2 separate regions of the Homo sapiens genome follow, and region 2 is linked to region 1. The links are chromatin loops, found by intact Hi-C in ENCODE. Cell type or tissue: GM12878. All regions are shown on one strand. Region 1 overlaps HIVEP3 (HIVEP zinc finger 3). Region 2 overlaps HIVEP3 (HIVEP zinc finger 3).

Region 1 (5,000 bases):
CTGCCAGTCCCAGGATAACACCTGCAGGTTCTGTCCTCTCAGGGAGAGTAACTTTCTTCCTGTTGTCTTACATCTTATTGTTTTCACTTACTAGTAGATTAATAAATAAAACAATTTCGTTTGTTAAATTTAAAAGTCATATTGATTGTAACATCAATTATCCCTGTGTAAAGTAGACAGCAGGGTGCATTTTGGAATTTTAGAATATGAATGGAGCTTTCAAATGCTTTAATTCATTCATTTGTACGTTCACCCGGCCAGTATGGACAGGATGCCTACCATGTTGCACGTACTGTGTCAGGCGCTGGGAATGAAATGACAAATCAGATACAATCTCTGTCCTTTTGGAACTGACAGTTTAGGGAGGGTGACAGACAGTAAATCAGTATTGTGTGTGTGATTATTTAATTGCAACGTTGAAAAGAGAGAGTGATAAGTCGAATGTGACTCATACTAGGGGGTCAGTAATCACTTGTTGAATGGATGACTCAGTGAATGAGTGAATGAGTCACCCAATCTAGTGCTGGGGGGCTTTTTTTGGGGAAGTGATATTTCAGCTAAGGTCTGAGGCATGAGCAGGGATCAGCCAGATGAGGATGGTGGGGTGGGGAGGGACCGTCACCCCTGCAGCACCTTCCCTTCTTGGAGTCATAGGGGCACTATGTTTGGGATGTCAGCAGTCCCAGGGTCCTTGTCTCAGGACTGACACTTGAGAAAAGCCTCCTCTTTTAGTCAGACGCACTCACATTCTGCTCCGTTTCAAATCTGTTTAGACATTGTTTAGGCCATCTCTTTATTGTTTGTCCTCCAAACGTGTTACTTGTAAGATTTGTTCCTTAATAATTTATATTTTTATAATGTCAGGGGCCAATATGTTTCAAGAGGAACACATTTCAATGTCATGATGAAAGCTAATGGGAGAAGGCTTTTGTTCTACAAAAATTTTCTTTATTTTTTCAACTTTATTGAGGTTATAATTGATATTAAAAAACTGTACAGATTTAATGTGTACAGTCTAATGAGTTGGGACATATGCTTACACCCATGATGCTGTCACCACAGGCAAGGTAATACACATATCCGTCACCTGCAAGAGTTTCTGTGTGTCCCTTTGTTTCTCATTTTGTTTTTTTCAAAAATTTACTTTATAGGATTATAGAACACATGTGCTCCTTAAAGAAAAACACTGTGCAGGGAGATAACAGTCATCAAACATGGAAACCTTTGAGTTGAATGTGAGTTTCGTACTTTGGTGTCTCACGTATGGCTTCATCAGTCTTTGCTGTGTCCTTGGCATCTGATCTCAGATGTAGCTGCGTCAGGCTCTGTCATCTCCTCACTGGGCACTGACTGGTCTGGGGCCTCCATGGCATGTGCTCTTCTCACACTGAGTGGGGTTTCCGTTTGTCTCTTGGGGAAAGGAAGGCAGTCACCTTTAGTTTGCATCTCTTAAGGGCAGTTGATATCCAGGGCAGGTGAATTCTCTTAGCTTTTTTGATCCCTTGCTTGTGACACACAGATTTCTCCGTGTGAGGGGGTGACCTCCTTAAGAGCGTTGTCTTTATTAATGAGCATTGTCTTTAGTAATGAGCATTAGCCTAGAATGGAACTGTCCCAAAATCCTCAACAAGCAGGTCGATGGGAGAGCCATCACCTGTTTTATTCTACTGACATAAGTAGCCTATAGGGTGTAGACATGAACAGGAAGGAGGCTGGATGCTAGGGAAAAAATACATCCACAGAAACCATTGCTTTGAACCCCACCTTTGCTGGGAACAAGCCTTCTGATCTCAGGCAAATCATTTCACATTCTGAACTGTTGCTTCCTCACTTACAAAAGGGGAGAAATTCCTATTTATTGAGCAATTAATGTGCACAGTCATTATGCTTTAGGTGTCTGTTTTGTTTTAATTGTTCACTTAAGCCTTACAACAGTCTTACGAAATAAGTGTTAGTATCCCCAATTAACAGATGGTAAAGCTAAGGCCTAGTGTACTTGGTACCATGTCCAGAATCAGACCACCTATAGATGGCAGTGTCAGGATTTGAAACCCAGACCTCTGCTGAGCAAGCCCATGCTTTCTCTTTCCTTGCTGTGCTCATGGGAGGGTGGTTGTGGTGAGTGCGGGAGAGCCACGCACAGGTGTGCTCTAAACCATAAAGCAATCGTTTGTTGTTTTCCCCTGAGATAATTGACTAGTTCAGTTGGAATATGAGTTTGTTGTTATTGCTTTAGGGTTGAATATAAACAAAAAATTGGAGACTAGTGTCTCCAGGGGTGTATCTGTTTTCAGTGTCTTATCGGTTCATCTGGCTACTAAGGCGGGGGAGGAGGGGACTTAAGAGCAAGAGACTTATTTGCATAAAAGTATCCAAGTGCAAATTGATACACAGTGTCATGACAGTGCCACCATCTCTCACCCATCAGCAGGGCATCCTGTCCCCATGCATTCTCCAAATATTTGTATATTTGTAGAGCACCTACCCAAGGCTGACACTGGGCCCTGGAGTGTAACACTGAAGTCAGACTCTATTTGACAGAGCTTATATTTGAGTGAGAAAAACAAGACCAAAAAAAAAAAAACCCCCACAAACTATTATATAACTACTGATGGTGTTCATGGCTAAGAGGAAAAGCAGGGTAGGAAGGAGGCCAGTGTGGCTGGAGTTAGTATCAGCTAGGGGAAAGAGGAGGCACTGAGGCCAGCCAGGTGGCCATGCGGGCCAGTTGGGGCTCAGCAGGTCAGTGATAGGACCTGGATGACCATGGTGGGTGGCTTTCACTGCTCAGAGACATTGGCTTTTATTTTGAGTGAGATGGAAAGCCTCTGGGAGCTTTTGGAAGGGGAGGGGGGAGGGCAGAGATCGAAGCAGGGAGTCCAGATGGGAGGCTGTGGCTGTGTTCTAGGTGATAGCATTGGAGGGGTGGGAAGTGATTGGATCCAGGCTCTGCCTTCAGATAGAACTGACAGGATTTACCTTGGTCTCCCTGCCCTGAACCTACACAGGAGGCGTGGGAGGAAGAACCCAAGTTAGGCCATTTACCAGATGGCACCTCGTAGTGGAGAGATGGTGGACAAGGTCGCATGAGTATGGGCAGGTGAGACCTTGAGGTGAGGCCAGCAGGGCCTTGTGCTTCCAAGGTTAAGCACGAGGGAGACAGAATCACTCATGATCCATGCAGCATATTTTCTCATTGAAATGCCTGCAGCAAGAAGGCCATCCTGCGGCCTAGTACAGGTGCCACGTGCAGCTGGAATGAGTCTGGAGGAGTCAGGCTAGAGAGGGAAGGTGGGGAGGGGCTGCTTGGTGAGGCCTCAGCATCTTCCTCTAGGAGGGGGTCTGCAAACTGCAGCCTGCTTGTGAGCCAAATTTGCCTGCCGCCTGTTTTTATATGGCACCTCAAACTAAGGATGATTCTTACATTTCTAAAGAGTTGTAAAATAAAAACATCAAAGAAGATGGTCCATAACCCTTTCTGGCCCTTTATAGAAAAAGCTTGCCAATGCCTGCTGTAGGCACATGATGGCCAGGACAAGGAAGCCCCATCCACCTCATTTCATGCCACTCCTGGAGAGTCTCGGAGGCTGGCCCTGAGCTAGAAATGCCCACTGCAGAACAGCTCTCTACCTGGAGTTCCTGCTGGAGTGTCCCCTCTCTAAGAGGGAGAGTGCCCAATAGCCACTGGAAGCTTGAGTGATGATTGGAAAGACTGGCCCTGGCTCTCCATCATGGTGGTGGTGAGGATGCAGAGGAATGACAGAATCATATATTTTGCAAGCTTTAAAGATGTCTGTTTTGCCTGTTATGCCTGAAATACTCAGAAGTCCCTCTTTCTGTCATAGGTATCCTGACGTTGAGTGTCCTTAAGACACAGTCAAGGTTTAAGTCAGGACATGGGCATTGAGCTGGGACATTAGCATCTTGTCCAGATTTTTCAGTGATCTGTAAATGACCTTTAGCATGCCAGGAGCTCCCTGTGCTCTGCAGCTGCTGACTGTACCGGGGTGATTTGCTTGAGGAAAAGACTAGGCTCATGCTCCTTTGAGTGCCTGATGGTCGGATGTGTTCCTTGGGGAAAATACCCAAGGTCAGAAACTGAGCCAAGAGAAGGCTGATTTGGAGAAGAGGAGGAGGTAGCTGGGGAAGAGAAAGGAACGGAACTGGGAAAGGACAGAGGTTACCTTTTTAAACCAACCTGACCTTCTGCTCCTGGCAAGCAGGCTTGGTCCTGGGTCCAGATCCAGTGAGTCCCACAGGGAGCAGCCAGGTCCACTGTGAATCCTTGGCAAGCAGCCTGCCCTAGAAAGTGGAGTGCACTGCATAGAGGCCCAGGAGTCAGTACAGGCAGTGGCCTGGCCTGGGGCCGACCCTGAGCTGCAGGTCACCCTAACCTGTTTGCCTTCCCTCTCTGGCTAGAGAGAAGAGAATCTTTGGCTCTTGAAGGTTGCTAATGCAGCAGCTGCAGTGGTTTCCACCATGCATCCCCTGTCCCTGAAGCTGGGGTGGAGGACCAGCCTCTGAGGAGTGGTGGCCTGGGGAAAGGGGCTAGAGCCTGACCCCTCCCTGCAGATGTGTCCATCCCCATCTCTCAGTCCCAAGGCAGCTGCACCCCCCACTTTGACCACTGCTGGTGTAAAGGGTGCTGAAGATTCCTGAGAGTCCACTGTGGATCTGCCTGGTGTGAGGAAGCTGGCCTCGGCTGGATAGTTATCCGTCTCTCTGTTTTGTTAATGGACAGTAGGGCCCAGTTGCCAGCTGCCATCACAGCAGCGGGGAGAGAAGGCACAGAAGGCCTCAGATTTCGATGCTCCCTTCTACCATAAAAGCCTTGTTAGTTTATTTGTCAAGTCTTTGGGACCTATTTATGAGCTCAAAGCTCCGTGTTATGTGGTTTTTTTTCCTTTTTGCCAAATCCCAAAGCTACGTGTAATGGACAGATAGTGTTAACCTTGGTATTAGCTCATAGTTAAAGCTGTTGCACTTTGTCCTCCTTCTTG
Region 2 (5,000 bases), 110 kb after region 1:
CCTGGGCCACAGAGCGAGATTCCATCTCCAAAATAATAATAATAATAATAATAATAATAATAATAATAATTTTTTAGAGACAAGGTCTTGCTATGTTGCCCAGGCTGGCCTCATACTCCTGGCCTCAAGTGATCCGCCCTCCTCTTTGAGATCCTGCCCTCTATAGTGCTGGGATTACAGGCATGAGCCACTGACCCCAGCCAACCATTGCTAATATTTTATTGCAGAATAACTTTCTAGACTTTGCAAATGTGTGTGTATATTATTTGTTTATTCAACAAATATTTATTGAGTGCCTACTTTCTGTCAGGCACTATACTGAGATCCAGGGATTCTGGAGTAAATGATACGGACAAAAATCCTTGCCCTCAGGGAGCTTGCAGTCTATATATTCATATAACTTTTTATTTTTTAAAGAACCATATGGTGCTTTTAAGTAATCTTTTCCCTTTAAGAGTATATTGAGAAAGTCTTTCCATATCAACGAATGTAGAACTACATCATCATTTCAATGATTGTATAATATTCCATTGGATATATTTATCCTAGTCTATTTAACCAATTATTGGCATGAAGAGGTTTGTTCTAAGTTCCCACTGTTATAAACAACTTTGAAATGATCCTGTTTATCCAGGGATCTAGGGCTCTTTGGTGCCTTTTTAATATTACCTTAGGATAAGTTTGTAAAAGTGGAATTTGGAAAAAGAACCAGGAATCAATCCGTGGTTTTGATACTGTATTGTAGTAGGCATACAGGTCTATGTCATTTTATCACGTTACTTCATCACATGTGTAGATTCACCAAAATCAAGATACAGAACTATTCCATCACCTGAAAGATCTTCTTACTGCTCCTCTTTATAGTCATACTTTTCCCATCCCCCAGTCATCCCTGACTGTTGGCAACCACTGGTTTGTCCTCTATCTCTATAATCATACATTAGATGACCTTTTGAGATCGGCTTTTAAAACTCAGCATATTGCCCTTAATATTTATCCGAGATCTGTATAACAACAGTCTGTTCCTTTTAATCACTGAGTAGTATTCCCTGGTATGGGTGTACAATTTGTTTAACTAATCACCTATTGTAGGCCAGTTGTTGGCTTTTACAAACAAGGCTGCTGTGAGCATTCAAGTACAGATTACGTGCACACAATTTGTATTTGTTTGAGATAAATGCCCAGGAGTATTACTGTCAGGTCTTATGCTAACTGTATGTTTAGTTTTTTTAAAGAAACTGAGAAACTATTAATATTTTTCAGTGTAGCTATATCATTTTATATTCCCACCGGCAATGGACAAGGGATGCAATTTCTCCGCATTCTTTCCAGCATTTGGTATTGTCAGTATTTTTAATTTTAGCTGTTTTAATAGCCATGTAGGGGTATTTTATTGTAGTTTTAATTTGTATTTCCCTAATGGCTAATGACATTGAACATCTTTTTACGTGCTTATTTGCCATCTGTATATCCTCTTCGGTGAAGTGTTCATTCATGTCTTTAGCCCATTTTCTAATTAGATTGTTTATTGTTTTGGGTGTTTTTTTTTTTTTGACTGCTGTGTTTTGAGAGTTCTTTGTATGTTCTAGATATGAGTCCTTTGTCAGATTTGTTGTTTGCAGATATCTTCTCCTAGTCCATAGCTTGCCTTTTCATTCTCTTAACAGGGTCTTATGCGAAGCAGTTTTTAATTTTGATGAAATTCAATTTTGTGGATTTTTTTTCTTTTATGGATTGTGCTTTTGATATCACACCTAAAGACTCTTCACTGGGCTCTAGGTCCTGAAAATCTTCTCCTGTGTTATCTCTGAATGTTTTATGGTTTTGCATTTTATGTTTAAATCTATTACCTCTTTTGGATGAAATTTTGTATAAAGTGGAAGGTTTGCATTGAGGTCCATGTTTTCCTTATGGATAGCTAATATTTCTAGCACCGCTTGTTAAAAAAAAACTATGCTTCCTTCATTGAATTGCTTTTTTGCCTTTGTCCAAACTCGGTTGGCTGTAGCCATGTGGAACTATTTCTGGGTTCGCTATTTGTTTCCAGTGACCTATGTATCTGTCCTGCCAATACCACACATTCTTGATTACTGTAGCTATATCATGTCTTAACATCAGGTAAAGTGATGCTTCTCACCTTATTTTTCTTTTTTCAAAATTGTTTCAGTGTTCTGGTTCCTTTGGCATGTACTTTTTCAAGGCTTGTGATAACGTATTACCAAACTGCTCCTGAAAGGTGGTACTAATTTAAACTTCCGCTGCAGTGTAGGGGCGCTTGTTTCCATACACCCACACCAACCCCGGCTGTTATCATTTTAAAAAATCTTTGCCTATCTGATAACTGAAAAATTATTCACATCCTTATTTTAAATTGCATTTCTTTGGTTGCCTTTGAACCTAAGCAGGCAGCCAGTGCCCCCAGATCTGAGTAGAAGAGTTTGGTACCTTGGTGATATCAAGATTCACATTTGAGGTTTCAGAAATGTCCAACAGAGTGAGCAGGCAGGTTTGTGTGGCGACCCCTGCTGACTCCTTTTTCCCTCTGAAGGTATATTGCACCCTCTCTTCCTTGCTTATTGTCGCTCATCTCAGCTTCTGGAGACTAAGTCGTCTGTCCAGGCAGCCACACGTACGGCAGGCAGGCATCGCTCTGCAGAAAAGCCCAAACGTATTTTCAAATTGTACTCAAAAGTTGACCACTTCTCACCTCCATTGCCATTACCTTGGCTCACTTGCTGCTATCTCTAGCATGCAAAGACTATTGTTGTGATAGCCTCCCAACAGCATTGCAATCTGATCCTTGTCTCCTGTGCTCTTGTCTCAAAGGGCAGTGGAGTCTCTTCACCACCCAGAAGCCAGAGGGTTGCCTCTAAAACACAAATCAGGGGTCCTCCTCTGCTCAAAATCCTCCCTTCTCACCCAGAGTGAAAGCCAAAGGTCCTGGGTGGCCTGCAAGGTCCTGCACGACCCTGATGGCCAGGTCCCACTCTCCTTGCTGGGTCACCCTGCGGCAGCCGCTATGGTGTCTTTGCTGTTCCTCAGACCCACCCAGAATGCCGCGTGCTCTTGCTCTTTTGCTGTTTCCTTCTGTCTGGAAGACAGTTCTCTCTGCCCAGAATGTCTTCCTCAGCTGTCCACAGAGCTCACTCACTTCCTCACCTTCCCTCTAGTCTCCATCGGCACTCACCTCCAGCATTGCCTTTGCTGCCTTCTCCTCTTACCCCCACCACCCGCTGACCCACAACGGATATTGCACTTGCTTACTGGTTCCCTGGTTGTCTCCCCTCCCAGAGGACAGAGATTTTGTTCATTCATTCACCGGCTGCTGTATGCCTAATGTCTAATACACTGCCTGGCACATGATGCCTGCTCAATAAATACCTGAATGAATGAAAATGAACGGCCACCTAGTAAACAGCCCCTCATTAGAAACGCTTCCATTGTTTTCTATTTTTATTTATTTATTTATTTATTTATTTATTTATTTATTTTTGAGACGGCGTTTCTCTCCTGTGTCCCAGGCTGGAGTGCGATGACGTGATCTCGGCTCACTGCAACCTCCGCCTCCCGAGTTCAAGTGATTCTCCTGCCTCAGCCTTCCAAGTAGTTGGGATTACAGGCACATGCCACCACACCCGGATAATTTTTGTATTTTTAGTAGAGACGGGATTTCACCATGTTGGCCAGGCTGGTCTTGAACTCCTGACCTCAAGTGATCCTCCTACCTCGGCCTCCCAAAGTCCAAAGTGCTGGGATTACAGGCGTGAGCCACCGTGCCCGGCCCATTGCTTCCAATTTTTAAAACAAACAATGCTAACATGAATATCCTTGGAGTGAATTACTCATACACAGTCATGATTATTTCCTTAGGATTAATTTCTAAGATTGAATTGCTAGGTCAAGGGGATGCACATTAAAAAAACACTTTTGACAGGTATTTCTCCAGAAAGGCAGTATCAATTTCCATACTTACCAGAAATGTGTGACTGTGTCTTTTTCCCTACACTCCCACCAATGCTGGGTCTTGTCATTTTTAGAAAGTCTTTGCCAAGTTACCTGCCACTGTTCTCACGTGAGTTTTTACAGAAGGAGTTTTGTGTAACTTGATAGAATACAACCGCTTTACAGCAACTCAGAGACAGTCTTTCTGTGGTTGTAAACACGCTCAATAAAACCCAAAGGCAGTGCCCAGCGATGTAGCCAGTGGAGCAGCAGCCAGGCTAGTAGCCAGACTCAGATGTGGATCTTTCCCTGAGCCTAACACTTTGTAAAGTGAGCACTGAGATTGTCCAGCGGAGAGAAGGGACGCCAGATTATTTAGAACACTTTCCTGAATTGTTACTTTTCCTAGCCAAGCTTTGAATAGAACCCAGAGAGGTCAGAGTTCAAGGTTTTGCTGTCTTCTAAGGCCTGCCCTAAGCCAAGGGTTCTCAAACTGAGAGTGCCTCAGAATCACCTGGAGGGCCTGGGCTTGTTCAAACACAGACTGCTGGTTCTGTCGGTCTGGGACAGGCCCAGGGATTTGCATTTTTAACAAGTTCCCAGATGACGCTGATGCTCCGGGTTCAGGAACCATACTTTGAGAACTGCTGGCCTGGAGTGTTGGATGTATTTTGTCTGCCTCCCACTGGGTCTTTCCCTCAGCCCCCTAGGCTGGGTTAGGCACCAGCCCCTGTGCCCCATGGGAGCTCCATCGCCGTGCTGACCACATCACAGTCAGAGCCGCAGTCTTCCCTGGTCTTTTTCCCCTCTTTGGAGGTGGACCCTGGTCTAGGCCCCTGGTTCATCTCAGTCCACCCAGAGCCTGCTGAGCTGCTTGGCACAGAGGCATTCAGTGAGGGCTCCCCAGAAGGGTGAGGAGCTATTGCGGAGCCTCCGTGGGTGACTGCCACAGACTCCATGTGTGCTGACCAGGGAGGTGCAGCACAGAGGTCACCCTGTGGTTTTGAAAGTCAGTCATCCGGATTCATTCTCACTTCCTCTGATCGTTGGATTCTGAT

What was found. Hi-C counts contacts between places; a loop is a spot of excess contacts. Peaks named below come from ENCODE experiments on the same cell type or tissue, not always from the same donor. Only the 100,000 strongest peaks of a DNase experiment are listed, where the experiment ranks them.
Region 2: it touches region 1 in a loop (2.8-fold over the local background); 5 of 110 quality-filtered maps call a loop at or near these places.

The regions. Positions count from the first base shown.
Region 1 is chr1:41,865,782-41,870,781 of GRCh38, reverse strand. The region is part of intron 1 of HIVEP3 (HIVEP zinc finger 3); the gene reads left to right. Among named protein-coding and RNA genes, the nearest start is that of HIVEP3, 51 kb to the left of the region's middle. RefSeq lists a silencer at 383-462. In GM12878, a CTCF peak has its summit at 2,040 (motif pointing right); a DNase peak (open chromatin) is centred at 2,134; H3K27ac peaks cover 918 bases.
Region 2 is chr1:41,752,162-41,757,161 of GRCh38, reverse strand. All of the region lies in intron 1 of HIVEP3 (HIVEP zinc finger 3), which reads left to right. Among named protein-coding and RNA genes, the nearest start is that of HIVEP3, 160 kb to the left of the region's middle. RefSeq lists an enhancer at 4,602-4,791. In GM12878, a CTCF peak has its summit at 2,517 (motif pointing left); DNase peaks (open chromatin) are centred at 4,485 and 4,981; H3K4me3 peaks cover 1 bases; H3K27ac peaks cover 1,084 bases.